Regions from separate parts of the Mus musculus genome. Here region 1 is linked to region 2. A link is a loop called in an ENCODE intact Hi-C map of the cell type or tissue named here. Cell type or tissue: left cerebral cortex. All regions are shown on one strand. Links, peaks and the distances in the headings refer to the core of each region. The heading gives the core; the rest is flanking DNA.

Evidence for each region. Peaks named below come from ENCODE experiments on the same cell type or tissue, not always from the same donor. Only the 100,000 strongest peaks of a DNase experiment are listed, where the experiment ranks them.
Region 1: a loop joins it to region 2, with 4 times the contacts of the local background. A loop is called at or near these places in 8 of 42 quality-filtered maps.

Annotation. Positions count from the first base shown.
Region 1 is chr4:98,492,570-98,508,781 of GRCm38, forward strand. It overlaps Patj (PATJ, crumbs cell polarity complex component), which reads left to right. Exons shown (of 44, transcript NM_172696.2): 19 at 2,456-2,569; 20 at 4,305-4,712; 21 at 13,113-13,236. Among named protein-coding and RNA genes, the nearest start is that of Gm40210, 79 kb to the right of the region's middle. In left cerebral cortex, for the core only: a CTCF peak has its summit at 7,800 (motif pointing left); a DNase peak (open chromatin) is centred at 7,800.
Region 2 is chr4:98,692,582-98,708,793 of GRCm38, forward strand. Patj (PATJ, crumbs cell polarity complex component) reads left to right here. Exons shown (of 44, transcript NM_172696.2): 43 at 11,414-11,520. It overlaps Gm35137 (predicted gene, 35137), which reads right to left and starts at 6,562. Exons shown (of 2, transcript NR_168468.1): 1 at 6,473-6,562; 2 at 4,312-5,143. Gm35073 (predicted gene, 35073) reads right to left here and starts at 8,174. Exons shown (of 2, transcript NR_151609.1): 1 at 8,057-8,174; 2 at 7,273-7,955. In left cerebral cortex, for the core only: a CTCF peak has its summit at 10,118 (motif pointing left); a DNase peak (open chromatin) is centred at 10,075.

The DNA.
Region 1 (16,212 bases), core at 2,837-10,836, 200 kb before region 2:
TAAAGAGGTCACACCCCATAGGTTGAGAACCACTCTTCCAGACTGATGCTAAGAAGGTACAGGGAGCTGGAATTCATATTTTTGTTCATATGGAAATGCAATTTTCATACTTTCCTGTCATCAGCATGTCTTCTGATCCCTAGTGCTGACAGCCTTTCTGTGGTCAGATTGTTTTGAGGTCCTCTTACTCTAAGATGTACCATTTCATGTAACTGTTCCTCACCATCGCTCCTTAAAATTGTGTTGTTGAGATTCTCAGTGTAAAACAAATACTTGATTATTTTCACTTAGTTTTAAGTGTTTATTGTATGTCACTATATTTTAAGCCGCTCACATGTATTAATTAGTGTTATCTTCAAAGCAATGTTAAGCATCCTTTTGTCACTCATTACAAATGGGCCAGTGGAGACAGAGGGAGTTGAATAACTTTTCCAAACTTTGATCATTAGAAGGAGTAGGGTAAAAGTATGAGCTTGACTGGACAGTTTCCAGCCTTACACCCTTTCTTAGGCACAGCACACTAAGCTAGCTTTATTACAGTGTCCTGTTTAGTTTGCCTGCATGTATCTGAACAGTAATTTGGTCACGGTAGGTTGTCAGACTGGGCTTCAGAAAGCCTATGTCTAGCTTTGCTCTGAATAACTCAGTGAGTTCAGACCTCAAAGGTGTGTAGGCGACAAAGAACCCAGAGGGAGAAGGATGACCTGGAGGTGGAGACCCCATCCTCAGGCTGCCAGCTCTTCACAAGTCTCCCTCCTCAGTGGGTCGCCCGTACTACTCTGATGCAGCACTTTGCATTTCATAAACATATATTGGTGATTTGATAAACTTGACCAGTTTTATTCTATGAATCATTTATAAAAATTCATAGTGGAATGAGCAAGACTAAAAAACTACAGTTTTTTCTTGCCTCTAAAATTCTTTTAGTGTATAAATATATTAGTATGTTGCATGACAGCAACTCCGGCACCTCACTAGCTTGGTGGGTAGTGACAGTTATGCTCATACACTCACACATACACACACCACATATATGAATAATGAGCAGTGTACTGCACAAAGTGTTTTTGAATTCCGAAACTGCACTGTGACCCTTGTACTTCCTTTTACACTTTTGTGCTTGAGATTGACTCTAGGACTTGTATGTCACTGTATTTTAAGCCTCTCACATGCTTCCCATGCTAATCACCTGCCCTACCAGCATTATTTTTTTTATTCCTCTATACACATTTAAATGCCTGAATATAACACCTATCAATTACTTTAATCATTTAAAATTAAGTCAAGTACATGGCTAACCAAGATCTTGAATTTTTCATATATGAGATGTATTGCCATAGGCAACAGATGGTAAATTGAAGTACACAGTGTGGTTTTTGCAGGAGGGAGAACATTAATATTTTTATAAGGTTCACCTTTTTGGGTTGTAGCAAGTATTTGTCTATGTTTTCCCTGACAGTTACTTACTCAGCTATCATGGCTATATGGGAAAGTCCTAGCCATGTGTGCCCTGTAGGAGAGGGCTTCACAGGCTTCCCCTTTAAGCAACTTTAAGAAGTCTGAGGAGGTGTGAAAACATGGCACCTGTTACGGACAGAGTCTGCATCCTGTGCTGCTGGCAGAGGAGGGAGTGCTGCAGAGGCAGAGGCCCTAGAGCAAGGCCCTGGGAGGGATTTAACCTCGTTGTGAGTTGTCACTTAGCTCACATTTCTCCTTAGAGTGTGAGGCTCCCAGGACAGCTGCAGATTACAATTACCTCTGTAGTATTAAGCCATATAATAACTGTACTCATAGAACTACAGTGAGGAATCACCACCTTATCCATGTTAGCAACTCATCTTTTCTTCTGCAAACTTACCTCAAACATACTGGGTACAAAAATCCTCGTAAACTGGCTTTTAAAACTGTACTGTCTTTAGCACTAAGTAGACACACAGGCCCTGGAGCCCTGGCTACAGAGCTGGGGCTTACTCTGTGGTTTCCAGCTTGTGTACCCCGAGGCCTTTCCATCTCACTATTCACATTGCTGATCTGTAGAAGTATAATCACATGGACTGGTAACTGAGGCCCAGGACTCTGAAGTCAGATTCTGTACACGTAACTGTTGAGTGACTAGCGGTAACTGAGCCCGTTCCTCATCAGTACGGTGCTCTCTTCTTAGAGTGCCCATTGATGATGAGCACGTGAATGTGATCAAGTACTGTGCTTGGTGCAGGGGTCACTGTGTAGCTGTACCTGCAAGGCCTGTTCCTGGTGAGCGAGGGGCTTTTCTTTAATTCAAATCGATGAGTTGTGGCCTACAGTTCATTTTCTTTTCATTGTTGGTAAATGTTTGCTTTGTTGACAACATTTGCATAGCCCTTGTTCAGCTATTGCAGTGGATGAGTGAGAGCCGTCTAAAGAGAAGTTGAAGCTGAAGGAGCTTTTTGATCATCAAGGTGGTTTTTATTTTCAGGAAGATGAGAAGGAAGAGCGTTTTAGTTTACATTCAAACAACAATGGTGACAGCAGCGAGCCTGCAGACGCTGTTCATGAGATCCACTCATCTTTAATCCTTGAGGCACCCCAGGTATTTGCTGAAGTTATTTGCCATTTGAATGAGAGAGAGAGAGAGAGAGAGAGAGAGAGAGAGAGAGAGAGAGAATGAGAATGTGTGTGGTGTGTGTGTGTGTGTGTAAGAGGACACAAGCTTGTGCCACTCACTCGGTTAAATAGTTACAAATGAACTCCCCTCCCCCAATCACAGGTGTGCCCTACAGCTTCTTTCTCTGTAATTACTATTTTTTAAATTAAAATTTTTCATTTAGTCTAACATTGTCTTGTTAATGACAGAAGATGTAAGGCATTTTCAAAGAACAAACACTGGGGTTAACAACGTGGCTCAGTTAAGGCACTTGCTATCAAATCTGACCTGAGTTCAATATCTGGAGCCTACAAGGTAGGAGAAAACGAATCCCCACAAGTGACCCTTTGATTTTTACCCATGTGCTAAGGCACTTCACTTTTCCACCCCCAGATAAATCTTCCACTCCCAAATAAATATAAAAATATTTTAAAAGAACAAGCATATTTTTTAAAACACTAATAAACATCTAACATTTTAGAGAAAGAATATATCGTGGAAACAGACATCCATGTAAAATGCTGTAGAACATGGAGCCAAACATACAGATTCATATTTGATGCTTTCCCAAGAAGATTACGTACTCAGACCTCTTGGGTGCTATAATCCTAGATGGTATATATTGAGTGTTCCCATTTTATTCCTACGGTGCACTTTATTCTTTGTTTTTCTTGGTAGCAATAGTTCAGCAGTGTTCCATGTGCAGTGTCTTGGACTGAGAGACATTCCCACAATGTCCACCACGCTTAAAAATGTAGACATTTGGTGTTAAAATTTTGTAAGTCATGATGTTTCAAATATATGTTCTGACTCTGATTGGTTTTTGCACCAGGTTTGTGGTATTGATTTACTGTTTCAGTGCGAAGCTTAACCGTGTGCTGTTGAGTTATGAGAAGAAAGCAGAGGGCCAAGTTGATTGTAGAACTTATACTAGGTAGTGCTTAATGGATGGGGCTTACAATAGGATGAGTGTTGATCTATAGGAAATTAGGCCTCTGTGTTCAGCAGCCATGGGCTCACCACAGTTAAGGCAGAGGCTTAGCAGAAATTATATTTTTTTTTTTTATTCCTCTCTATCATATGCTCAGTGTAGGTAAAAATCTTGTTTCTGTTATTGGGCTTATTAGGAGAAAATTATACTTACTCAAAGCACTTGACATATGACTGACTATGTGCTTATCGTGTGAAGGGCTAGAGGTGGGGCTCAGCAGTGGAGTGGTGCCTGGGAAGTGCAGCACCTTCCGCTCAATCCTCTGTCCTTCGACAAAGTAAAAAAGGATGGGTTTTGAACTGTCCAATAGCTTCTCGTGTTGAGAACTCATGCATGACCACGCTGAGCTTGCTGTCTTTCCTATCTCAAGTAGGAAGTGTGTCTGCTGTTAGGAACTGGGAACTGTGTTAGGGAGGAGTTAAACAGAAGCGGTGTCGCATTTTGACCAAATTCCTCGCTGTGGTGGAGAATTGTCGGTAGTTACCGTATGATGAAGCTTTCAGTTGTGCATGTTCTGGCGGCAGAGTGAGCTGCAGTGTCTTCCTGTTTGGTGATACCAATGAGCCTGTGCTTCTGAGCGCGCATGGGTTAGGGCAGAGCTCCCGTCAGGTTGGCACTTCTCCTGATTGAGGTGTAGAGTGCAGCTGTAAGACAAGTGACGCTAACATTTCTCAAAACCTTTTCTTACAGGGATTTAGAGATGAGCCATATCTTGAAGAACTCGTGGATGAACCTTTTCTAGATTTGGGAAAGTCTTTGCAGTTCCAACAAAAAGACGTGGACAGCAGCTCGGAAGCTTGGGAAATGCATGAGTTCCTGAGTCCTCCGCTGGACGGCAGGGGTGAGGAGAGAGAGATGCTTGTCGATGAGGAGTATGAACTTTATCAAGATCACCTCCGGGCCATGGAGTCAAACCCACCACCACCACACATTCGGGAGGCCGCTCCTGCATCTCCCGTGCTGGAACTCCAGGCTGGTACACAGTGGCTGCATGCTAACCTCTCAGGAGGCGAAAGGCTGGAGTGTCACGATGCAGAGTCCATGATGAGTGCCTATCCCCAGGAGATGCAGCAGTATAGCTACAGCACTGCAGACATGGTACGGCTTTGCGACACAGCCACCACCTGCTCCCCGCTCTGCCCCCACACCCCTCGCTCATGTTACTTCCATTCATAAGGCAGAACTGAATGGGCTTCTCACAGTTAGCATGGCCGACAGGATGCACTGCCAGGAGCTGAGCTGTGTCCTTGAGGTCACTCCTTTTTGTGTCTCACCGCTTCTCTGGAATCATGAGCTAGTGGGTTTTCGCTGGTTTTTTGTTTTGTTTTATTTTTCTGTTGTTGTTATTGGTAGTGGTGGTGGTGGGTTTTTTGGTTTTGTTTTGTTTGTCGTGTGTGTAACATTTTTCTCCTCACTTCTTAGTTCAATAAAGAGTCCTTTTAATCCTTAAGATTTTCTTTTAAATTCCCTCAGGGTGACATGGTTATATGTTTCTTATGTGGTATATTTGTCAGGGCAAATCAGGGCAAAATGAACATATAGTACATTATTATATGCTATACATTATTATATACTGTACATTATTATTTCTATCTTTGCTGTTCATAGCATTCTCCCTGCTATGTGTGATGCAATACCAGTGTGTGCCAGAGAATTACTTTCCCATTTGAGACTCAGACTTGGCAGGAAGCATTACCTTTTAATGGGTTAACCTTAGTATTAAATCACCAGTAAACTTAGTTTTTTAAAATAAAGTTATATTTAATTAGTTCCCTTCCTTTTTCTCTTCTCTTCTCTTCTCTTCTCTTCTCTTCTCTTCTCTTCTCTTCTCTTCTCTTCTCTTCTCTTCTCTTCTCTTCTCTTCTCTTCTCTTCTCTTTTAAATTTTTTTTGAGGCAGGGTTTCTCTGTGTAGCCCTGGCTGTCCTAGAACTCACTCTGTGGACTAGGCTGGCCTCACACTCGGAAATCTGCCTGCCTCTGCCCTCCAAGTGCTGGGATTAAAGGTGTGCACCACCACCTCCTGGCCACCTGCTGGATGGTTTGTTGTTTGTTTTTTTTTTTAATTGCCTTTGTTTTTATTTTGTTTGTTTATTTTCTGGCCTGAATTAATTTTCAGACAATGAGAAGAAAGTTACTATAGATGGGGTTTTTATTTGTTGAAGTTTTGTTTTAGTTTTCTTACATGCATAAGTATTTTGCCTGCATGTATGTATGTATGCCATGTGCATGGCTGGTGCTTGCAGAAGAAGAACTGGATGTCAGATCCCTGGAACTGGAGTTACAAGTTACAGCTTGTGAGCTGCTATGTGGGTGCTGGGAATCAAGCCAGAGCCCTCTGCAAGATCAGCAAGTACTCTTACCCTCTGAGCCGAGCCGCCTTGGCTGCCCTAGAGGGATCTTTTAAAGGGATGAGGTGCTGTGCTCACACAGGACCCTGCTGTCTGCACAGGCTGATCTCTTTCTGTGTGATGAGCAAGGTAGACGGAAGCCAGCTTTCTCCCTTGGACATTTCTTCTCGTTCCCTCTAGTAAATCCTGTGGATTTGTTCTGCTGGGCAAGGTGCTATCCTAGATATCAATATAGCCTCAAGGAAGAGGGTTCTGGGCAGCCTGCTAGGGAACAGATGTGTTTAATGTGTAAGTGGTCTTGGATGCTGGAAGCAGTGACATAGTTGCCTGGTGTCCCCCACTGACAGTAGCTTTCTCTCTCTGCCAGCCCTTCCCTACATCCTCATACTGGATATTCACTTAAATAAGCATACTAGAATCAAAGATTGCTCAATGCGTGTACACTTTTGTTGTGGTTGCTTTTTCTCATCAATAGAATTCTCACTAAAATAAAACACAAGTTGAAATTTTGGTCCGTGTTGCTGCTTAGACATTTAAGGCAAGAGATGAAATACACAAATATATTTAGAATATTTACTCCATACATTTAGTCAAAATTCATGTATGATTTATGGACATATCAATATGTATTATATGGTAGGACATTGATGAAGATTGTTTCAGCACTAATAAACTCTGAACCACTACCACTTAATTTTCTATTAATTCTTCTCCCTGCTACAATGATGGTAGGGTGGACTTGGATCTTTACTTGCCCGCTGTTTGTACTGATGGACTTCTGGAATCATACCTTACCATGTAATCAATCATACCTTACCATGTAATCATTCATACATTATCATGTAATCTATGTTTGTTGTTTCCTACATAACTTCTCGAACCTGAAGATGACTGTGTACAGTATTTTCTGTGGCCTGTATTCTGTCAAGTCACATATGGAATTTTCTACCTGTGTAATATACATAGTTATTTCAGATTTAGGAATAAACTAAGATATGCAATGATACTATTAACATATATAATATTACAATCCTTGAGAGGATTTAAAACTATTCAAATGTATTATGAACATGTAGTTCCTAGCACCCAGTTAGGTCCTCAAGAGGGTTGAGGAACATTACTACTCTGTCCTATTAAGACTCTATTTATAGCATATAAATAATACCTAAGAAGTTCTATGTTGATTCTCCTCCACCACCCACATGCTCTTGTTTTAGGTAAAGGATGAACTATGACAGTTTCTTGTATGTGTTGTTCACCTGGCCGACCATATAAATTGTGTAAATGTCTGTATTATGTACTTTTTAGGCATATAGTTTGATGGTATTAAATACCATTGCACTGTTGTGTAACCACCATCTCTGTCCATCTCCAGAACCTTATCTTCCTTCATAGGAATGGTGAGCCCGCCAATTAATAAATGCCCTCCCCTTGCCCATTCTCCCTGGCACTAACTGTAACTCTGTCTTCTGTTTAAGAATTTGACTACTTCATAGAAGTGAAGCTGTGATAATTACCATTATATGTCTGGCTTACTTCATGAAGCATAAGCTCTTCAAGGTTCATTCATGTGTATGTCAGACGACCTCACTGAGGTAGAAGAATTAACCCTGTATGTATGTCTCAATGGAAAAATCTTTTCTTCTGACCCTCTCAGAGCTGATCCCGGAGAGTATCTGTTAAAGTGAGAGACAATGTTAGTGCAGAATTCAGAAAAGTTTTCTGTGGGTACAACAAATTGGTTTGTTTAGGATCCACAAATGAAACTTGGGGGACAAATGTGACAAGGAAATTTGTGACAGTGTTATTATTCCGGTGCTACAGGTGCTGCCACCTTCAGGCTGGAATGAGGATTGGCCTTCTGTTCTTCATGGACGTAGACCCATCCTCATTGACCTGTGACTGCTTATTTCCCACAAGTGGCCTCTTGGCATCCCCGTCTCTCCTGCCTTTGCAGTTTTTGAGACATGGGCTTACTATGTAGAACATGCTCTTGTCCACCGTGAAATGGACTTGCCTCAGTTCTCAGGTGCCTGTGTCATCCAGCCAGCTGCTGCTGCTGCTTTCAATTATGCAAGGGAAGTTCTAGAGAATGGCTTCTTTTTTGTACTTGCAAAATATATGATGGTTTTAGCCTGAAGCTTCGGCGAATGTTCTCTCATGTGCCACATTTTGGCTTTCTATGTAAATGCTGGGAACTGAACCAGGATCCTTTGAAACAGCCATATGTGCTTTTAGCTACGAAGCCATGACCTGGACCAGCAAGTTGTTCTTCAATGACAGGGTCCTCAGAAAGGGGACCAGAAGCTCAGAAGCAAATGGTAGAACATAGAGAAGATAAGAAAGTTTGAGACCAAGAGGTCTTGTCAAGCTATGTCTTGGACCAAATAAGCTCATTAAGAAGTACAGCACCTTATGTTCTATTTCTAGGAGAGAAGTGGGGCAGAGTAAGCAGAGTCTGTCATACAATAGGATCAAGGCAGCGGGAAGCTAATTAAACAAAGTTGCACAAGGGCAACGTGGTTTCTCAAGAGCATTATAAATCTAGCCTACAGCAGTCTTGGGACTGAACCATAGCCATAGTTCCCCCAAGGCCCTGGCCTCAGGCCATGACCTGCTCTGCCAAGCATATTCCTGGTTGTAGAGAAGGCTGTGTTTCTTCTCTATACATCAGTGCCCCAAGGTGTGTGATGAGTGGGTTTCAAGGCCCTGGACTAAGGATATTACTGGCTTTGCCAAACACTTCTCTATATACCAGGGCCTCAGGGGAGGCCTAGGTTGATCAGTCTAGCTCTTAGTAGAGCAGTGTCTCTAGTCCTCCACCCTATTATTCATGGATAATGTTGCTGTAAATATTGGTATATAAATACCTGCTCATCACCTGTTTTCAGTTCTCTTGGGTTGCCAAATTAAATCACAATCAGAGATTCTCCGAAGGCTTGTGGTGTTTATTTGGGAATAACAGAATAACTGAGAATGCACAGGTCATAGTGACCAGTAAGCATTTTCTAGGAGTCTAAGGCAAGTTTTTAAAAGAGAAGAATTTGCAGTCACAGTCCATTGAATATGAAGTCCCTGCTCTTGAAGTCCTAAAGTCATAGTTGGCCCAGATTATTAATGGAAATGCTTATTGGGGAGGTATTCTGTTAGAAGTGTCTTGTTGGAACTTTTGTAGAACTCACAAATACTAAGCACTATAAATGAAATGTGTATGTTCATGGGGCATGTTAAGAATGGGGCGTTTCCATAGGAAGATGTTGGGAAGAGCTGAGCATGGTACGTACATGGAGTGTATGAACCAGGTTCTGTAATCCCAACTGATGGGACGTAGAGGCGGGAGGGTGAGGAGTTCAGGGTCGGCTTTTGCTCCACAGTAAATCTGAGGTCAGTGCTAAGTTAGACCCTGATTTTAAACCAACAGAATTCAGAGACCTCAAGAAGGACCTTCAACATTGTCTCCGACAGCCAAGTATTTTCCTTTCCTCGTTCTCTGGTTCTGATCTTATGGTGATGTGACCAAAGGGATTGGGTTAGCTTTTCTCAGAGCATTGTACCATGCAATGTTCAGTGTCCAGCTTTGCCACACCCTTGCTAATGCTGGCTTGCCTGAGTTTTTCAAATTTGTGTTTGTGAGTAGCAAGTGTGCCCTACTGTGTGATTCGCTTTGAGATGACAACTTGCTCATATCCCAGTGCCTTAGTTACTGTCCTGTTGTATGAGTTGATAGCTGCCCAGCAGAAAATGTAAAGGAAGAGGCTCATTACTTCAAAGGGATTTCTACCTGTTTATTATAAGAGGGAAGGCAAAATGGCAGGAAATAGTTCTTGGTGGCAGAAATGTGGGAGAAGCTTATTCAGGGATGGTGAACAGGGAACAGAGAACACAGGCTGGAACCAGAGGTGACTGGAACCCTAAGAGGCCCATTCCTGGTGACCAGCTGCTGTCAAAATATCACTGCAGGCCCTTAAAATATGGCCTGTGGTGGGCATTGCAGACTCAAAGCAGCTCTGGCTAGCTGTGAATTCTACTTTCTCTTGCCTTAGGCCTCTCTGAGTGCTGGGGACACAGAGCAGAGATTATAGACTTGCACCAGCACATCTATCTCGTTATGACTGATTTGCATTTTGTTAATTAGTGGTTAGTGATGTTAAGCATCTTTTTTTATTGACTCAATATGTATTTGTGGGAAAACCTACTTTACAACCATCTGCCCATATTTTTTAAAGGTCTTGATTTTTTTGTTTGTGCTTTTGTTTTTGTTTTGATTTTACTTCAGTATTATTTGCCTCAGAATGATGGGGGGGGGCATTCTCTATTTATAGAGAAAATAAAAACCACAAATTCAATTTTCTAAGATCTAAGCTTGTAAATTTGCTTACTGAAAGCTGGAAAGATGGGTCAGCATCTAAGAGCACTGGTTGCTCTACCAGAGGACCTGGGTTTAGTCTCAGTACCTCCCAGGCAGGCACCAAGGTACACAGACAAGCATATAGACAAAACACTCACTCAATAAAATAAAAATAATAAAATAAAAATCTGCTTTACTAAAAGCCAAAAATATTGCAAAATGCCTTCCCTTTTACGTCCTCCATGCCTTCGTCCCTCCTTTCCTTTCTTTGAGAAGTCACTTTTCCTTTTATTCCAGTTGGACAGGACCTTACTTCTCAAGCCATGCCATCTTTGAGTTGAATGGTGCATTGTGGGCTCCATTGGTCATCTGACTTTATATTCTCTGTGATCATGATTTGTTTCGGGAAAGCTGTCAGGAATTAGCATAGTAGTTCTCAGCGTGTACTCTCTACCACTGAAGTTTGACTATTTTATTTTTAAAGGTTTTTTTTTTTTTAAGATGTCTTTATGTATGTGAGTACACTGTAGCTGTACAGATGGTTTGGGGCCTTCATGTAGTTGTTGGGAATTGAATTTTTTGGACCTCTGCTCACTCTGATCAACCCTGGTCAACCCTGCTTGCTCCGGCCAACTCAGCTCGCTCATTCCCTGCTCGCTCCAACCCAAAGATTTATTTATTATACACTGTAGTTATTTTCAGACGCACCAGAAGGGGGCATCAGATCTCATTACTGGTGGTTGTGAGCCGCCATGTGGTTGCTGGGATTTGAACTTAGGGCCTTTGGAAGAGCAGTCAGTGCTTTTACCCGCCGAGCCATCTCTCCAGCCCTATTTATTTATTTATTTGTAAGTGTATTGTCACTGTCTACAGACACCAGAAGAGGGCATCGGATCCCATTACAGATGGTTGTGAGTCACCATGTGGTTCCTGGGAATTGAACCCAGGACCTCTAGAGAAGCAGTCAGTGTTCTTAACTGCTGAGACATCTCTCTAGGCCCGAAGTCTGACTATTCTAATTCTATAGAAAGTGGATCATTAGAAAATATAACCATTCATACTTTTGAGCAATCAAAATCTCCAACAATAAAAAACAAACAATAGTCCCTGCTGTGGCGGTACTCTTGTAATTCCAGCAGTCAGTAGTTGGAGGCAGAGGATCATAGATAAGGCTAGCCAGAGTTACAGAGCTAGAGCAAGTTACAGAGTTTGGAAAAGTAAGACCGAAGTTTTAAAAATGCTAATCATTTAAGTTAATATATCTATATGGAGAGCATAAAATTTTAATTTATGATCTTCCCTCTTCCTCCCTCTCGCTCTTCCTTCTTACCCTTTCTGCCTCTCCCTCTTTCCTTCTCGCCAATAAACCTCCTTTATATTAATTTTTAAAAAATTATTCTTATAGAAATTTATGACAAATTATGTTCTATGTCTGTGGGCCAATATAACAAACATACCATTTTCTGGAGGAGGTTAACATCAGAAATGTATTTCTCATCCTGAGAAGTATAAGGATAAGGTCAGTGTGTCAGTGGTTTTGATGCTTAGGAAAGACTCAGTTTAGTTCACAGATGGAACATTCTATTATCGGGTTGTCTGGAAATCTCTTACTGGGCCTTTTCTTTCCAGTCTCTGGTCTCCTTCATTAAGGCTTCCATGCCTGGATGCCTCACTGAGACCTGCCTCTGTACACCTCTACCTGGGACAAGTGGGACCAGACAAATCCTGCTTCCTAGCTTGCAGGGCCCTGAAATTAAATTGCATTAAAAATAGATAAACAAGAGAAACATATGTGTATTTACTTCATAGCTTTATGTAGCATGGGAGCCTCGTAGCAGCTAGAGTCAGTTCCCCCGGTACTGAGTGTGGAGGAAGAATAACTTGTGAAAGTGCTGCTTGGTGTTAGGGAGAGACTTAAGGTCTCTGCTGCTTATCCTTGAAGAAGAAGTTGCTCTCTCTTTCCCTTCAGGGGCAATGTCTTTCATGAGTGGATTTCAATTCCGGCTTCTTGTAGGAAACAGCTTGAAGGTCAAAGCAATCCTTTTGTACCTGCTGTGTTTCAAGTGCATTCAATTTAAAAGTCTGTGTCTCACTACTTAACCTCTTTGAGTATTTTGATTTAACATAAGCCCTTTTGTTTTAGCATTCCAGCAGTGTATATCTGTAAAAACCCATAAAAGACGAGGCCAGAAAGGGAAGAAAAGAGGAAAGGGCACTAAGTTATCAGCAGTGTTTGTCAATCTGTCAGTTCTGGTTTGGGCGGACCTGCACGACAGGCATCTGGTGTGTGCAAGTTCAAAACCAACCTGGTTTACTCAAGTGAGACCCTGTCTGGAAAATGAAACTTAAGTTCAACAAGCAAAGAAAACAAGAGTGCTGAGGGAGCCGAGCAAAGGCCGAGAAATAGCAGCGATGTCATGGGTGTCAGAGGAACACATGTAGGATGCCATGTATCACCAAGTGACTTGATTGACAGCCAGGTCTGTCTGTCTGTCTGTTTCTACTCTGGGAGATACTGGTTTGTATTCATTTGTTAATGCTTAAAAACAAAACTCTTCCTAACTATGCAGGTTTCCAAGTCCTAGGCTCATGCAGCATTTGTTGCGACTCAGGAGAATAACCCGTGTACGGGGGATTAGGGTGGCAGGGAGGTGGGAGGTAGGAGGTGTGTGTGTGCGCTTGCGCGCAGGTGAAGCAGCTTGCAGCCTGTTATCCATTGTATCGCTGCCTGGTTTGAACAACATTGTGGTGTTTCCATTGCTTTTTAACATGCTGAATTTCGGGTTTTCTTCTTTTTCAAGATGGAAGAAACGTTTGGCCTTGATTCCCGGGCCCCCATACCGTCCTCTGAAGGAAATGGTCAACACGGCAGATTTGATGACATGGGACACCTTCATTCACTAACGAGCAGCAGCCTGGATTTAGGTTTGTGAGCTGTGTTAGATTGTGTGTAGGCCTTTCGCTTCGCTTTGTATGCAGTGTATTGTACTGTCACACTTACCTCCATTCTGCTGCTTTCACTTTTTTGAGATTAAACCATGATTACATTGTTTTCTGCTTACCTTTCGCCCTCCAGTCCCTTTCATCGCCTCACTGTGATCTTTTGAGCTTAGAACTTGTTTACCCTGTCTCGGGACAACTTTGGCTGGGAATTTCAACTTGATCCTTCAGTTTCTGTGTATGGAGAAGGCTCCATATCCTCTGCCTCATTCTCTTTGTATTATAGCATAGATGGAAGTGAGACCACCCCTTTACATGAGCTATGTCTCTCCTAATCTATGGTAAAGTATCCAATGCTATTAAGTGAAATTGCTAGCTCACTGGATGGAGCTGTTAAATATTAATAAAGGGGTGCATATTTGAAACATTTATGAAGTATTTTCATAACCATAAATTATAGTTGATTCTAGTACATTAATAACTTAGATTCCATTAAAGAATTCTGAAAGTGTTATGCCTCTCTTTGCCAACTCAGAATACCAACTTTCATATACTTTTATTCACCTAACAATGTGATGCTGACTTGTGTTCTGATATTGAGATCCCAGGTGAGACTCTTGTGCCATCATCACACCGGGACTCAGAACTGTAGGGCAGGGTCTATGCTGTCTTTCACGGCTGGAACCAGCTTGGCAGAAGCACGTCGCCATGACATCTCGTGCATTACACACAGATGGGAGAAAGCTTTAGAACACGATGAGAGTTTGCTATGAGGTCAAGACTCTGTTCTGTGACGTCCACAGGATGGAGCCTGATGGCGGACAGAGAAAGCATGCCGTGCTGGTTCTGGTTGGCCCCTCTGAGTGACCGGAGCAGGCCGTCACCGTGGAACCATACATTAGATGAGTCTGCCACTTTTCAGGCTCATAGCTGGGAAGGAATTAGAGCTTTCATTTATTTTTTATTTTATTTTATTTTTTTTAAATTTACTTTGTTTTTGTTTTTGTTTTTTTTCAAGACAGGGTTTCTCTGTATACCCCTGGCTGTCCTGGAACTCACTCTGTAGACCAGGCTGCCCTCAAACTCAGAAATCCGCCTGCCTCTGCCTCCTGAGTGCTGGAACTAAAGGCATGCGCCACCACTCCCTGGCCAAGCTTTTATCTTTCCTATAGGAGATCTACTCTTTAATTTCACCCCATTTCCGTGTTCTCTGGTTAGTGAGGGCGTACGAGTTCTTGGTTCATGATAAGACTGAACAGAGTACGCTGGCCTGGTCACTGCTGTTGTTTTATAGGTGTCTTGGCACTGCTTGGAACCTTGTCCTCCTCCCTCCCTTCCTTCTGCCCTTCTTCTATTCTGCTCATTATCACTAAATCAAATTCCCCAGCAATACTTCCATATAACTGTGCATGAAAACGCCCCCACCCCCACCCCAGGATTTAAGTCTTAATTTCAAAGGCTCTGTCCCATTTAATATTAATCTTGGGTTTTATTACCACATATTAATTATACAGAATGAGTTTTATTATGATTTCCCCCATCAGATATATGATGTCTTTCGGGTGCATTCACCTCCATTAACGCCCTTGTTCCTTCTCACTCCGTTGACCCTCTTCCTCTTTCTACTTTCATGTCATCTTTTCACCAGTGACTGAGTGACATTCATTGGGATTTCTTATAGAAGCACGGGTGGGGCATTCTTTATGGGTGCATAAACAACTTGTTTGTGACTACATTACTGAAGAAAATAGCATTCCCTCTCCCAGAAACCATGTATAGATTCTCAGAGAAGAGTTGGGGGACACCATTCAACTTTACAAGGCAGGAGGTAGTTTTTATTAAACATATCATTTGGGGACTGCTGTTAAAGTCATGTGTTGTGAACTTGTCTTCAGTCAGAAACCATTTATAAGCACACATCAGGAAATGCTGTGACAGACATGCCTAGATTTGTTGGTTGCTCATCGTGCCAAGCTAAGAAGATACTGATGTGGGCTGGTAGATATCTCAGCAGCATGTGTGCTGAGTTGATAAAATTCTGATTTTCATTTTCCTCTTGAGAGCTTTGCTTAGCAAACAAGAGACCCTATGTGAACACTGACTGGGCTCCTTTCTACTAAGCTTCTCCAAGCCTCTCTTTCCTCAGTTGGAAAGTCAAAGACTAGATCTGAGAGTTTGGGAATCCCTTTCAAATCTGCAGCTCACAAGAACACCCCATGAGCAACAACCCATCTTATGTTTATAGAACAATTAATTTTAAAATCATTTATTGGTAGCCTGCGTGTAACAGGCGGTTAATCTAAAATAATGATGTCGGAAGTGACAAAGTAGCAGGAAAGCACACAGTGGTTTCATCACCAACAGAAACAACAGCAAAAAAAAAAAAAAAAAAAAAAACCCACACGAGCAAAATGTTGTTTCTTTAAATACTCAATTTCACAGAGTGTGAGAACAAACTTGTAAATGAACATCCCAAGATTCCAGGAAGAGGGCTGGAGAGATGGCTCAGTGGTTAAGAGCACTGACTGCTCTTCCAGAGGTCCCGAGTTCAATTCCCAGCAACCACATGGTGGCTCACAACCATCTGTAATGGGATCTAACACCCTCTTCTGAAGCTACAGTGTAATCATACACATAAAATAAGAATAAATAGATAAAGATTCCAGGAAGAAACAACCCCGTTTCTATCTTACTGCTCACTCTGGATGGGTTTCTGTTGGTGTACCCATTTTCAGTCCAGCCCTCACTGTACACTAAGGCTACGTTAGCCTTGTCACTAATGGGCTCAGTAGTATGTGTCAGGTGGGAAGGCCACAGCCTGCTTGGGTGTGCCTGCTCAGCACAGCAGCAAACTTGGTTTTGTTTTGTTTCTGTTTGCTGTGTTATGCAACCACCGTCCTCTCTGACCGAGTTCTTGCTTTTTCTCCAGGCTGTTCCCTTACACCTCACTATGTATAAAGG
Region 2 (16,212 bases), core at 5,512-13,511:
ATTTGAGTGCCACTGGCCTTTTTTTGAAATCAGTTTTCTGAGAGAATTACTTAAGATGCTGTCGCGCTGGACAATGTGAAAATCCTGGGCAGTGGGCACAAAGCCCATCAAGTGGAGCAGGGGGAAGGGCACATTGAGAAAACCGGCTCTGAACTAAGAAGGAGAAAACAGGGAGGGTTGCTCAGTGGATAGAGTACTTGCCATGCAAACCTGACAACACACGTTCCAGCCCAGATCCCTTAGTAGAAGGAGAGTACTGACACTTGAAAGTTGTCCCCTGACTTACACACGCTAATGTAAACAATAGTAATAAAATGAAACAGAGGAAATGAGGTGGTGAGTGAGTATCTAATATGCCTAACTGCCCTGGAAGTTTGCGGTGAACTAAAAATTGTAAAGCTGATCTAATAAAAACATTAAAAAAAAGCTGGGCGTGGTGGCACACACCTTTAATCCCAGCACTCGGGAGGCAGAGGCAGGCGGATTTCTGAGTTCGAGGCCGGCCTGGTCTACAAAGTGAGTTCCAGGACAGCCAGGGCTATACAGAGAAACCCTGTCTCGAAAAACAAAACAAACAAACAAAAAAAGTACTAGCTATATACTCTGGGAAATAAATTTACACCATAATCAAGGAAACATTAACATACAGGAAGTAGCAGGCTTAGTAAGAGTAGCATTTAGGCAAAAATTAAGTCATTGACCTTTAGGAGGTTTTTTTGTTTGTTTTGTTTTGTTTTTGTTTTGTTTTGTTTTTGTTTTCAGTTGTTGTTGTTGTTTGGGGACAAGTTCCTGCTGTGTAGCCCAGGCTACCCTCAACCTCTAACATAAGCTAAGGAAACCTAGTGCAGGGGATTCCTACAGAACCATGGGCGACCACTTGCCTCATGTGTAGAGAATGAGATAAGTGACCAATAGGGAAAAACTTGTTTTCAGTCTGGCTGCTCTGGAAAGACAGAAGGAAAGGATGTCCTCAGATCACCCCTACTCTCACCCTCCCCCACCCCACCCCCCATGGAGGGGACTATAGCTCACAGCCACAGTCAGGCCAGGTCCGTCTGGTTGATCATTGTCCGAGCACTGGTCATACAGAGTCTTATCAGGATGAGGCAATCGCCCCTGCCTGCCAGGGGCAGTTCTGATCTGCTGCACAGGATGCTTATCTCTATGGACTCCAAGGAGAGAATGACACAGAAAGAAATCAGGAGGGCAACGTGGCGTTTGTCAAGATGACATCAGGCTTAGAGCATTGACTGGAGACTTGGAGGTGCCGTTCTGGAGCAGGGGATTGTCAGGGGTGTGTTGATTATGTCTCCTGCAAATCTTGAAAAAAATACCTTTGCTATTCTTCTCTGGTGCCTTCAGCCTTGAAGGGGGAGGTTGCCAGAGGAACATCCTTAAATGATTAACATGTCTACTGTACAGAGTTAAACAGGAATCTGACCCAAAGTTGAAGGTAGCAGAGGAGACGCTGGAAAATGAAGACGTCATGACAAGCTTGCCACAGTTCCTCTGCACATCCACGGGCCCTTGTTAAGTCCCTGCTTTCAGCAGCAGCAGCTTGAGCCTTCCCTTCTCTCACAGATTAAACAGATACAGCCAAACACCACGTCCGAGACGTGGGTGGCCAGGATGCTTCCGTGGAAAGATCAGCTGAGTTACAGCTTTTGTTGGCCACCCACGGATAAGACTAGGTCATTTAAAAGTTTATCAGCGAGGAGTAGCAGCTTGCTTAGGAGACTGATCACAAACCAGCCTGGACTGTAGAGCTCCAGGCCAACCCAGGCTGCATAGTCTGTCCACCTGGTTTCAAAACCCAATTAATTAATTTAGCTAAACAACAAATAGAAGTAAAATTATGCTATTTAGGAATATGGAAACAAATACTGAGAGAAATTGCTAAAGAATTTGTCAGAGAGAAGGAAGGATGGAGGAGCAGACTTTAAAGTGCTGACTGGCGATTCTTACTTAGCCATCTATTTGGTCCGTCTATGCGTGCATGCGTGGTGGTCAGAGGACAGCTTAGAGCAGTCATTAATAGTCAGTCCCAGGGATTGAACTCAGGTGGTCAGAGTTGGTGGCAACCTTCATTCACTGAGCTGCCTAACCAGCCCCAATTTTTACTTTTTGTGGAGAGGAGTTGGGGAAACAGGTTCTCTCAATGAAGTCCTGGCTGTATTGTAACTCACTATATAGACCAGGCTGGCCTCTGACTCTGAGGTCCTCCTGCCTCTGCCTCCTAAATGCTGAGATTAAAGGCCTGTTCGGCCTGTGCCACCATGTGCAGCCCAGTATTGGCTTTCAAAACTAGGAAACATACATGGGAGGAAAAAAAGAGGGGTTTCTTGTTGTGGTGGTGTTTTTTTTTTCTTTTTGTTTTTTGTTGTTGTTGTTATTGTTGGTTGATTGGATTTTGGTGGGTCTTTTTTGTTTGTTTTGGGTTCATTTTGGTTTGGGGTTTTTGTTGTTGTTTTTGGAAGGAGCTAAGAAAACATTTTACTATGTAGTTCTGGCTATCCTAAAATTTATCAGATATTGCAGACTGGTCTTGAACCCACAGCAATTCTCCTGCCTCAATTTCCTAAGTGCTTGGAATATAGACATGAGCCACCACCATGTCAGCCGGCTTGAGAATTCGCAGCCTTGGCGGCCCAGTCAGGTCTCTATTTGCCAGAGCTTCCCTTAGATTCTGGGTTACTTGGTGTAGGATGTGCCCTAGACGTCAGATGGTGGTAAAGCTCTGCACGTGAGGCTATGCAGGGTGTGAGGGATAAGTGACACTGGGGTTCAGGAAGAGGAGGAAGCCACGTGATGCAGGAAAGGACAGGAAGTGTGGAACAGGCGGGCTGAGTGAACAGTGAGCCAGTGCTTCTCCAGATCTAGCAGGCTCCCTCAGCAACACCCAGCACAGCCCTCTCCTGACAGAGCTGCCGAAGACTAAATGGGCCACAGTGGACAGTGCTCATGTTTCCTTATCTTAAATTTTATATTTTATTTTTATATTTCTTTATAGTATCTGGAGTCTGAGAATGGCGAAATTCCTTTTGGTATCACAGACATTGTCTTGGGGGACAACCTGGATTGACCCTAACAAACACAAACCATGAGACCCTGGTTTTAATCCTTGATACTAGAAAAATAGAAATTAAATAATCCTGGGAGAAATCCTTGGAGCATTCCAGGTGACATTGGGGGTTTGAGCCACTAGAGCGCTCTGTGTTTAGCAGCCAGTTTGCCCCTCTTATGTGTTACAGTCTAGACCCTTAGACTTATTTAAGAAGCCTAAAAAATCAGTGTGTCGGGCTGGTGAAATGGCTCAGTGGGTAAGAGCACCCGACTGCTCTTCCAAAGGTCCTGAGTTCAAATCCCAGTAACCACATGGTGGCTCACAACCATCTGTAACGAGATCTGACTCCCTCTTCTGGAGTGTCTGAAGACAGCTACAGTATACTTACATATAAATAAATAAATATACATAAAATAAATAAATCTTTAAAAAAAAATCAGTGTGTCAAGAAAGCCATTGTCAGTGGGCTCTAGATAAATACTTTCTGCTACTTCAAATCATACCAGAGTCAGGTCTAGGCATTTGTTGCTCTTTAGCATGCCCACTATCTCAGGGTCACCTTGGCCTCTCAGCTCCCATGATTAATAACATCTGCATCTCTCAATCTAGAATGCAAGTTAGGTACAGATGCAGGCTGGGTGTGGATGCTGAGTTAGGTACAGATGCAGGCTGGGTGTGGATGCTGAGTTAGGTACAGATGCAGGCTGGGTGTGGATGCTGAGTTAGGTACAGATGCAGGCTGGGTGTGGATGCTGAGTTAAGTACAGATGCAGGCTGGGTGTGGATGCTGAGTTTTACATTTTATAACAAAGAGATTTGAGCCCTGACAAATCTAACAGTGAAATCTAATAGTGTTCCCTAGCGGGGTTAGATGCTCAGGAAAGCTCCACGCAGGGAACACAGGCTCGTGTGCTTTGTAACAGCCCATGTTCCCAGAAACTATCTTGACTTCTCAATTCTCCAAGACATAATCTCCCAAAACTGTTCTATTGTTGTTTGTTGTTGTTGTTATTGTTGTTTGCTTGTTTGATTTAGTTTTTTGAAACAGGGCTTTTCTATGTAGCCCTGGTTGTCCTGAAACTCGATATGTAGACCAGGCTAGTCTCAAACTCACAGAGAACCCCTGCCTCTGCCACCCAAGTGCTGGGATTAAAGGTGTGTACCACCGCCACTGCCACCAGGCCCCCAAACCTGTTTTTAAGGAGAGCTGCCCATTTTGTGGTCCATGCAATAAAGGCATGCACAAGTGGCTCAACCAAAAAGTTTATTGAACATAGACTGACCTACTGTGGAACATAATGCTGTAGTTGAGTTCAGCTTTATTTTTAAGTCATGTAGTGTCCCAGACGTTATAGTACAAGCCAGTGTGTCTGATGAAATAACACTTTCTCAAGGAGAATGGCTTGAGAGGTGAACTCCAATAAAGGAGTTGAAGGAATTGCAGGTTGAGAGAGAAACTCCATTGGACAGGGAACCACAGTGAAAGAACAAGGCATTTGGAGCGGGAAACACAGAGTGAGCCGTAAGTGCAGTGGGAGGGGGAAACACACACTGACCGGCAAGCGCAGTGGGAGGGGGAAACACAGAGTTCGGTGTGAGGTTCGTGAGAGGAGGGAACACACCCTGGCAGAGAGTGGTGGGAGGGGGGAACATGGTTATTGGCTCATTTTCCAACTCTGTGGATACTACTGGCTGTTCCTTAGGCCTGGGAGACAGTGCATGTTTCCTAGCCTTCCTGTCCAGCAGCTTGCTGTCCATGCATAGTTGAGACCTCCCCTCCTCTTCCTTTGGGTTGGTAGCCTCCCAGGTCATGGGTGGGTGGGCGTCTGTACCCAGTTCCTTCTGTAGGTGGGTCTCTGCTGCCATGACTGCTGTTCTCACCGGCTCTGTCTGGGTCTCCTCTTCCTTGGAATGACAGGTCTTCCCACCTCTTCCTTCTTGTTGGTAGTTTTGGGAACGCAGATTACAGATTTCCCCTCTTGGTCTCTTCCGCCTTGGAGAAGTTGGGACTCTTCCTTCAGGCTGCTGGGCTGCTCTGACTCAGGCCTGTAATTTCCAAGTGTTTAATAATAACTACACCTGGAGGGGGTGCAAAATACTCCCATTAGACGTCTGGTGAGAGATCTCTAAGTTTTGCAGTCACTTGGTAATAAGTAAGGCAGCTCAAGACGGGCGCGGTGGCGCACGCCTTTAATCCCAGCACTCGAGAGGCCGAGGCAGGCGGATTTCTGAGTTCAAGGCCAGCCTGGTCTACAGAGTGAGTTCCAGGACAGCCAGAGCTACACAGGGAAACCCTGTCTCGAAAAAAAAAAAAAAAAAAAAAGAGGCAGCTCAACTAGATTTAATACGTTCATGCCTGTCGCCCAGCAGTTCTGTGTCTAGCCGCCCAGCCTGACCCTTGTGCATCTCCATCACCAGGCACATATGTAAGGAGCACTCATCCTTGAGCAGGCTCATGTTTTGAAGGGCTGTGGTTGAACAGGATGACATCAGCCATATTCCCCAACTGTCCTTTTCCTCTGGGGAAAGAAAGGAAAGGGTTCCAGGGCACATGAGGCAGAAGGCCAGAGCACAGATCCCAGGGTGGGATTATCACCAAACCTAAGAGTCACAGCACACACTCATGCATAGTAAGCCTCATTCATAGCACAAAGCAGGAAAAGGGAGATGTGGTAATGTGTCCCTCTTTGAAGGAGGGACAAAGTGACCACACACACAGTCCATCTTAGGGTCCTGAAGTAAGACTGGAGCTTAAAAAGAGGGCCAAGGATATACATATAAGCAGTCCTGGCCCAAGACCTTTTCCACCACCACTAACCTTCATTGTCTAGACTTCCCCCTCATCCTGTGGGGTGTTAGAGTTGTGTGGCATCTCTTTCCTAAAGACAAACTCTCCCTCTAGCTGCCACCTTCCCTTCTCCCAGGACAAGCTTCCCAGGGAAATATCCAAATTGTTGGTATTCCTTGTTTCAGTAGTATGAGAGATTAAGAGTCACAGATATCTCCTAGACTGTCTTCATTTCTGCCACGCCAGTTACAGGATCTCACCTCTCCAGGCCAGGGAACCCAGAGGCTAGAACACTTGAAGTTGCAGAGACCATGATTTCCACCCCCCGCCCCCGCCCCCATCTCATAAAAGGCCTCTAACTGTGTCCCTTCCCACTTTGGCTATCACTGGGTCCTGTCGCCCCTCACAGGACCTCTACTGCACACCTCCCTGAGGGCAGGACTGCTTCTCCCCCTCCCCCTCCCTCCCCCTCCCCCTCCCCAGTCCCATCCCTGTTCTCAGAACCCAGTGAAGCTGAGAACAACAAGTCCAAGATTCGCTTGATAAAGAAAAATAAAGTCTATTTTCTGTCCTCTTGGTGGCCTTCCCCTGCTTCCTCAAAGGACCCTGTGGTTACTTACCTCAGACCATAGTCCCCAGTCCCTGGTGTTCAGAGGCAAGGCTGAGCAGGACACGTAGGTCCCACCTCAGTGTTGAACTTGTACACCACTGACCTAACCCTTAGACAGTAGCTCCTCCCATTCCCAAGCCAAGCCCCAGGGAAGGTTTAGCCATAGCTTATCAAGTTACTGGGTCGGTCAGCTCTTCCTGCAGGTGGCAGATCTGCTGTCCTGGGCCTCCCCACAGGAGACCTGCTGTCCTTCATATTTAACACTTAGCCTGAGGGTTGCACTCCTTCAAGACTGGCAAGAAGGTTCTGGGTGGATTCTGGGTGGTTCCCTTTTCATTTTAGAGCTCGTTGTGGTGAGGGAACTGCAGGACTTTTTTTTATATTTTGCAGCTAGATAGTAAAGCTTTATGGTGAGTGTAATGGACTGTAACTGGGGTGACAGCTAGGTCTGGAAAGTAAAGTCTGGTGCTCCTTTTCCTTCATGCCCCGTGATTGCTTCCTGACATAGGATTAGAGAGTACTAGATTCTAACCAGGCACAGTGGTGACTCCTGCCTGTAATCCCAGCACTCTAGGATGGCTATGAGTTTCAGGCTAGGCTGGGATACACAGTCTCCAGGGGAGTGGGAGGGCTGGATGTGGTAGTGCCTGCCTAGAGTACCAGCTCCTGGGAGGCAGAGACGGATTGATCTCAGAATTCTAGGCTAGCCAGGACTGTATGTTAAGACACTAATCTCAAAAATAAAACAAACAAACAAACACACAAACAAGAAGAAGCAGCAGAAGGAGAAAGAAGGAAGGAAACAAGGGAGAAACGGGCAATATTTTAATGACTTTTCTGCTTCCGTCCAATAGGGACATGACATAGTCCCATGAGCATATCCTGTGTGACCAGCTTGAGCTTCTTTTTCATGAGATCACCGTGTGCCACTCAGTTCCATAAGCATTCACTTCTGATAGAAGCCTGGCTCCCAGGAATCCCAGTAGACTGGGCTCAGCTTCTTTTCCCACACAGTCTGAGCCTGGGGGCTCACACCTTGCCTGTACTCCTAACACTCAGGAGGCTGAGGCAGGAGGATCAGTTTCAGGCTAGCCTAGACTGCACACAAGAGAGACCCTGTCTTACCTCCTCTTCCCCATAAAATCCAGAAGGAGATGGGGTGAGGCCAAAAAAAGGAGCTTATTAAATAAGCAGATTGATCCCACAGGGAACCACTGTGACCCAAGGATCCATGTCAGCTGCCAACAGTCATCCTGGGCACACAGCAGAGAATCAAAGGAGCTCGAAGTTCTCGGGTAGGATTCCAGGTCATCTTGGTCTGGCTATCCACTGGTTGATCATTGTCTTAGGCCATTTTCTCAGGATTGGCAATGCAGAGTTATGTTGGTGCTAAGAAAGTTGCTGAGTTCTACCCTTTGCCTTCAAACGTTGTCAGGCATACCTGTTGTTCCTGAGGTCCAAGTCACTTTAAGTGAGAAACACTCAGGAGAACTCTCAAAGAAGGAAAAGAAACAAGATGGAGTCGTAAACAAAACAAGTCTTATAAAAAAACAACAACAACAACAACAACAACATTTAATTGGGGCTGGCTTACAGGTTCAAAGGTTCAGTCCATTATCATCAAGGTGGGAGCATGGCAGTATCCAGGCAGGCATTGCACAGGAGGAGCTGAGAGTTCTATGTCTTTATCCAAAGGCTGCTAGTGGAAGACTGATTTCCAGGCAACTAGGGTGAGGATCTTATACCCACATCCACAGTGACACACCCATTCCAACCAGGTCACACCTATTCCAACAAGGCCACCCCTTCAGATGGTGCCACTCCCTGGTCCAAGGATATACAAACCATCACATGCCCCAACACACACACACACACACACACACACACACACACACACACACTAAACAAACGTAAAAAGAAAAAGTTGGTGCTGAAGCAATGGCTGAGCAGTTAAGAAAGAGCGCGAGCTGGTCTTCCAGAGGACCAGGATTCAGCTCCAAGCATCCACATGGCAGCTCACAGCTTGGTGTACTTTCAGTTCCAGGGTATCCAACACCCTCACACAAGACACATGAGATAAAACACCAATGCTCATAGAATAAAAATAAATCATTTGAAAAAAAAGCAAAACAAAAATATCAAAATGACATTAGCTTGGTCAGTGCCTGGACGTCCTTCATTCACTCCCTCTGTCATGTCTCTGTGGAGTGGGGCCTACCTGTTAGATTTTCTCTCTCCTTAAAGGACCAGAAGCCCCGTCTCCACATAATCACCTCAATCTCTCTGTCCCTCCTGAAGGCTTCCAGCCCACTCATTCTCTTCAGGGTTCTTCCATAGGCACATGCTGGGGCATGACCCTGCTGCTCGTAGAGCTGGAGCCGAGATCCACAGCCACCAAAAAAAAAACATGCACTGTCAATCCCTAAGAAACGGGTTGAAAATGCAGAAGAAAACAGGAAGAATTGACTTAGGCAGGGGCACTAGAGAAGGTCGCACGAGGAGCAGGCTGTCAGCTAAGCTGGCTTGTGTAGAGATTCCCAGGGAGAAAAGTCTGGAAGATTGAGAGGAACGGAGGAAAGATTAGAAGTGTGTGTTGGTCAGGGGTCGGGGGTACTGCACATGCTTAGCGTCTTCTCCCACAAACAAAGGGGCAGTGGTGAAAGGTTTCCAGGGGGAGAGTGCCATTGTGTATCCGGGAAGATGACAGGGGAAGGTAGAAGAGAAGAGTGAACAGGGCTGGGAACTCATTCGGGAGCAGGCGGCACCAGGAGGCTACTGGGACTGAGCACCTCAGTGCCTGTCTCAGATGACAGTCCCAGCCCCAGCAGGGTTTCAGTATTATACCTTCTTAGTTCGTTATGGGGGAGCTGGAGGTGTAATTTGATAATAAGTGGAAAAAATGAAAGGAAAAGTCAGCTGAGCAGAGGGAGTGTGTTTTAGGGTCCAGAGTTTGGAGAGGAAGTAGGGTGGGGTGCATGCTGTGTGTCCTCTGAGAATGGAACATGCTAGGCAGGCATTCTGCCACTGAGCTACCCCCCACCCCCCAAGTCCAAACTTGGACTTGGTATCCTAATTTTGATAAGCTGAGCGATGTCAATGCAAATCCCAAAGTGGTGACTGGGCCGAGCATAGCTGCTGGGTTATAAGCACAGCGGCAGAACTTAAAGCCAGGGGATGGATGTGCTGTCACTTGACTCTGAAGTCACCTGGGCCTCTGACAGAGCCTGGAGGTAAGCAGAGATAGCAGAGAGCAGACCCTACCAGCAGCGAGAAAGTCGGGAGTATGTGGGTCCTGGAGGCTCAGGCCTGGAGAAGCTGGAATGGAATTGTTTGTGAAGAGTGTGCCTTGAGAGCAGGCAGCGTCTGCTGAGGCTCTAGGCTATGTGAGACAGCCCTGCCTGCTACTGGAAGAAGAGAGTCTAGAAGGGAGCTTTTATGCTACGCGTCTTAGGCTTTTATGCTGCGCATGTCCCCATTTAGTTGACTATTCTTCCCATGACTGTATTTCTAGAACACGCTGCACTTGTACATAACTGTTTTCCCCTCGTCTGGATGATCCCCAAATTCTTTCTGACCCCTCCTCTGGCCCATCGCCTTTCTCCTGCTTTACAGACAGCTGTTTCACAACTGAGGCATGTGTGCCCTCTGTTGGTATGTTCTGGAACTGCGTCACATCAAGTTTCCCTGCACTCCTGGGCAAATTCCTCTCCGGATCTGCAGTGGGACAGTCAGCCCTCCAGATCCCTGGGCTCTGTTCTAGGGTGGGGGTAGGACAGCCGGCAGGACAATGAGGTCAGAATGCTGAACTCAGGGAAATGTTAGGAGAGCTGCCACAGGGCAGGACACCTTGAAGGTCATAGGAAGGACTTCAGCTTGTGGCCCAGCATCCAGTTCTCTGCAGATGACTTCAGGCAGAGTCTGGAGTAATCGGCGCCATGCTAACTTGGTTCTAAGCTACTTGAGAAAAGTGAGGCTGAGCAGTGAGGTGGTTCCTGTAGAACTCCACGAGATGACTTTGTGGGTCAGCCTGCAGCACCTGGGAGGACAGTGGGCTGAGACAGAGACATCAAGGATGGTACCAACCAACCTTACTTACCTTATGAAACCACAAGAACTGGTCACAGTCATCTAGGATGTAGAAAGCTGCAAGAGCCCAGGCTGTGGGGCAGAGGGCTGGGGACGTTAGCAGTGGGTTCCTGAAGAACATCACTGGGGACACATCATAAGGGTTTGGAGTTAAGTAAGGTAGAGCTGGAGATAGAGAGCTGGGGATGTCGTCACGGGTGGTATTTAAATTAATAGCACAAGACCCAGTGTGGATGAGAAAGACTAGGAACTTGGGAGCTAGGCCTGTCACACTGCACAAGAGTCAGCAAGAGAGGATGGTGGGGTGGGAAGATGCACGAGGCTAATGTACCTGGGCCGGTGGCACAGGCCTGTGATTCCAGCAGCTATTGGAAGGCTGAGGAATGAGGATCGCTGCGTCTGCTGCTCTGTAAGGCCCTACCTCAAAATAAAAGGTTTCAAAAGGAGGGTGTGGCCACATGGGTGAGTGAGAGAGTCCTCGTTCAGAGGCTCTGGATTCAGTCTCCAGTTCCACAAAAGAATAAAGAAGGGGATGGAGAGGCAGCAGCCACTGGAAGTCAAATGAAGGAAAGAGTTTAAGAAAAAAATGAAAGCCTCCAGCGCAGCATGGAGGTGCATGCTGAAACCCCGGCCCTGGGAAGGGCGCAGCAGGAACATTGAGAGTTTTAACACCAGTGGGTCTCTGTCTCGGGAAGTGAGGGAGGAAATTCAAGTGAGAAAGATGGGGAGAGAGAAAGGGAAACGAGAAACGAATAATCCATCTCTCCAGCTCTCCGTGCAGGAGGAATGCTGTTTAGAATACAGCCGTGGTTTCTCCAGCATCCTTGCAACTTACAGTAAAATACCTTGTCACTCCCTCCCACAGGTTGTGGCAGATACCAACATAAGTGCCATAGCGACCCAGCTGGAAATCATGTCTGCAGGCTCCCAGCTTGGCTCTCCGACTGCTGACCGACATCCGGAAGACACAGAGTGAGTGTTCTGATACAGAGTGGGCCTAGCGCCTGAGCTTCAGGCTCCGGTGTGTGTGACCTCAGAGTGGAGGGATGCACGTGCTAAGTTCTCCTGCCCTGACAAGGTCTGACAAGGTGTCTGTCAGGGCTCTCTATTCCACCACAAGATCCTTCTCATTGCCTCGACACAAGCCTATACCCTGTCCTAAGAAACTGCAGGTTTCCTAGGTCCACCCTGCTCTAAGGTGCATGGACTAACATGCCCTTAACTCACTAAGTTAAAGCCTTGTTCTGAGGTGAAATCTTATTGTCCCCTTTGAGAGCATATGTCATCACAGCTAGTCATTGCCAAGCTGTTCATTAAAGCAATGTTTCTGAAGCTAAACTGATACAAGAATAAAGAACAGGAGGCCGGTGACATAAAGGCACTTGGCACCCAGTCTGACGACCTGAGTTTGGTCCCTGGGGCCCACAGAGTGGAAGGTGAGAACTGACTTTCACAAGCTATAAGCCCCTGAACTGTACGCGCCTGGGTATGCGCCTGCACACACACTCCAAGACACTATTTGTGGAGACTCTGAGGAGATGTTCCCCAGCAGAGTCGAGGATCCGGTATTAGCAGGTTCCCTGGGGTTATTCTCCAGACAGGCAGAGAGCAGCTGCACTTAGAAGTGCTGTCTGGAACTGTTCCTGTCAGCATCTGGTCATAGTGTGTGCTCAATGAATGCTACCAGCTAATAGTTCATGTAAGAAACTGGGATCAGCCCGGCGTTGTTAGCCTACCCCTAATAAAGTCCCTTATGGATAGCTGTGATCCCAAATTCTTTTTGTTTGTTTGTTTTGTTTTTTGAGACAGGGTTTCTCTATATAGCCCGGGCTGTCCTGGAACTCACTTTGTAGACCAGGCTGGCCTCGAACTCAGAAATCCACCTGCCTCTGCCTCCCGAGTGCTGGGATTAAAGGCATGCACCACCACCGCCCGACTCTGAGTGTCTTTAAAAACAAGTCTCTGGGGCTGGAGAGATGGCTCAGTGGTTAAGAGCTCTTCCAGAGGACCCTAGTTCAGTTCTCAGCGCCAACTCACAGCTGTCTATAATTCCAGTTCCAGAAGATCTGGCGCCTTCACACAGACATACAGACCACCAGTACATATAACAATAAATAAATCTTAAAGAAAAGAAAAGAAAAAAGAAAAGGAAGAGAAATGAAAAAAAGAAACAAGTCTCTGCTGGGTGTAGTGGTCACACCTTTAATCCCATCACTGCAAAGGTAGAGGCAGTACTCTGAGTTCCAGGCCAGCCTGGTCTACGTAATGAGTTCTAAAACAGCCAGAGCTACATAGTACAGAGATACCCTGGCCCAAAAAAACCAAAAAACAAGAAAAAGAAGGAAAGAAGGGAGGGAGGAAGGAAGGAAGGAAGGAAGGAAGGAAGGAAGGAAGGAAGGAAGGAAGGAAGGAAGGAAGGAAGGAAGGACAAAACTGTTAAGGGTAGGGCTGGGCAAGAGAAAGTAGCTGAGGTTAAGAGAGCATACTGTTCTTTGAGAGGACCTGGGTTCAGTTCCCAGCACCCATGTCAGGCAGTGTCATAGCCACCTGTAACTCCAGTTCCAAGGGATCCAACACCTTATCGACTCCACAGGAATCTATATCCACGTGCACATACCCTCCCTAAACACACACACACACACACACACACACACACACACACATTTATGTAAACCATATCAGCCATTGCACACATAGATTATTAAAAACCATAAAAATAATTTTCAAAAAAGAAATATTAAGGTATTATGAGATAAATTGGCATGATCCAGATGATGCTTGCTCCCGATTGCCAGTGGCCCAGCTATGCAGGTGTCTAAGGAAACTAGTTCTGTGTTTGAGCTCTTACCTCAGTTTCCTTCCCAATGTCCTTGGCAACAGGGTTATGTCTGCAAAAGCAGCCAGAATCACACTCATGTCCAGCTTCCAGGCCATGACTGAGCGTGCTCGTGAGGCCACAGTAAGTCTAACCTTACTCATGACGTCACTACTGCTCCATGTGGGAACAGTTCATGACTGGACATCTCTCTAAGGCCAGGCACTGTACTGGTGCTGAGTTCTGAGGATTCAGAGAAATATTTATAAAGATGTGGCCCTACCCAGCCTTAAGAGAAAAGTAGACTTATAAATCCATAGCTGTGGAAGGGCTGGTAAGAGCAGTTAAGTTCAGGGAGAGTAGGGCCCTTGAAGCCATTGCCAAAAGCCCAACTTGGGGCAAGGGGTAATTGGTGAAGCTAATGATGAGTTTTGAAAGAATTGGACTAAGCTGGGTGGTATCCAAAACCATCCACAATTTGTACAGCACAGACTATAGCAGTTACTGTAGACAACTATTAGACATAAACATTGCATCAACATGCAGTGGCTATTAGTGTCAACCAGATGGAAACCTACCCCAAAATAACTTAGGCAGAGCTGCGGGGGAGAGAGATCTAATCAGAACAGCAAAATCAAAGGTCACATACCCCATTCTCAGAGGAAAAGAAAAGAGACCCTCCCACCACAAACCAGACAGTGTGGATGGGGACCCCAGATTTCCTTCGATTTTGACCATCCTTTGGGTGGCAGCCTGTGGGAAGAAGGACTGAGGTATAGCTCGGTTGGTACAGCACTTGCCTTGCATGCACAAAGCCGTGGTTTGATCCAGAGCACCACATAAAGCCAAGTCTGCTGTTTCAAGCCTCTAAGCCCAACAGTTGGGAGGCAGTGTCATAGAAATCCAAGGTCACCCTTGGCTGCATAGCCAGTTCAAGGCCAGCACTGGCTTCAGGTAAAATGAGATTAGATGGTTTGAGCACACATGGGTGATTTAAACTTTAGTAAAGTTGACTGAGAGAGAAGTCTTCCATACTGACGAAAATCTCAGTCACGCGTTTGAAGCAGGTTGTCTTCACCCCTCTTGGTCCACGCTGATGGCCCTCTTCTCTCCTGGCTTCTAGTTATTGTTTATATAGCCATGATCCTGAACTTAGCTGAAGGAGCAGGTAGAGGGAAAAGACTCATTACCAATGGTGTGGCATCAGGATCGAGGACAGAAAGCCTGGGCTCATCCTCCTGAAGGGTACAGAGGAACACCTTACTGGAGGTGGGCTTGGCAAGGGTCTTTCCACCCTAGGAGAAGTGATACGTACGGACACTTGGGCAGAAAAAGGGATTCAGTTCCCAAGCACTAGCCTGCCACTGCTGGTTAGGGGCATGTCTGGAGACTGCCGGTGTCCATCTTGCTGGTATGGCCTCTGCAGTGTGGGCTGTACCATCCACACATTCTTTATTTGAACAGCACAAGTTGGGTTTTAAACTCTAGGATAGTCCTCACTTTCTGACTAGCTACTGGATGTGATGGTGGCTGCCATCCCAGCACTCGGGAGGCTGAAGAAAGAATATTGATGGCCATGAGTTCTAGTCAACCCGGGCTGATGTTCAGATCACACTTCAAAATAAAGGGAGGGGCTTTGGTAAGATGGCTCAATGGGAAATGGCACTTGCTGCCAAGAGTGACAACTTCCAGTTCCCTCCCTGGAACCTGTATGGTTGGAGGAGAGAAATGAACCCTACAAGCTGTCCCATGCCTTTTAATGTGCACAAGAACACAGCACATAAACGTGTGTGTGTGTGTGTGTGTGTGTGTGTGTGTGTGTGTGTGTGTGTGTGTATCAAGAATTTGTTCAAGCCTTGTAGTACATGAGTAGATTTGAGATGCTTAGGAGGCTGAGCCAGAACATCATGATCTCAAGGCCTGCCTGAGCTACATGGTGACTCTGGGTAACTTAGCAAAACCCTGCCTCAAAATCAAAATCAAATCAAATCAAATAAAAATGGGTAGGGATGAACTCAGAGCTACACCTCTTGCTTAGCAGACACGAGGCCATGGGCACCAATTTGTCTTAGTCAGGGTCTCTATTCCTGCACAAAAATCATGACCAAGAAGCAAGTTGGGGAGGAAAGGGTTTATTTAGCTTATACTTCCACATTGCTGTTCATCACCAAAGAAAGTCAGAACTGGAACTCAAGTAGGGCAGGAAACAAGAGCTGATGCAGAGGCCATGGAGGGATGTTCTTTACTGGCTTGCTTAGTTAGGGTTTTACTGCTGTGAACAAACACCAAGATCAAGGCAAGTCTTATAAAAAAAACAAAAAAACAAAAAAAAAAACAACATTTAATTGGGGTTGGCTTACAGGTTCAGAGGTTCAGTCCATTATCATCAAGGTGGGAGCATGGCAGTATCCCGGCATGCATGGCAGGCATGGTGCAGGCAGAGCTGAGAGTTCTATGTCTTCATCCAAAGGCTACTAGTGAAGACTGACTTCCAGGCAACTAGGATGAGGGTCTTTTTGTTTTTTTCAAGACAGGGTTTCTCTGTATAGCCCTGGCTGTCCTGGAACTCACTTTGTAGACCAGGCTGGCCTCAAACTCAGAAATCTGCCTGCCTCTCTGGTGAGGGTCTTAAGCCCATATCCACAGTGACACACCTACTCCAACCAGGTCACACCTATTCCAACAAGGCCACCTACAAATGGTGCCACTCCCTGGTCTAAGAATATACAAACCATGACAGGCACTATCCTCAGTACACACCACACAGAAAAGGGGCCAGCCTAGACTACATAACAAGATCTTATCTGAATAAAAAGAGATGAATTAAGAACTAACCATAGGGAGCTAGA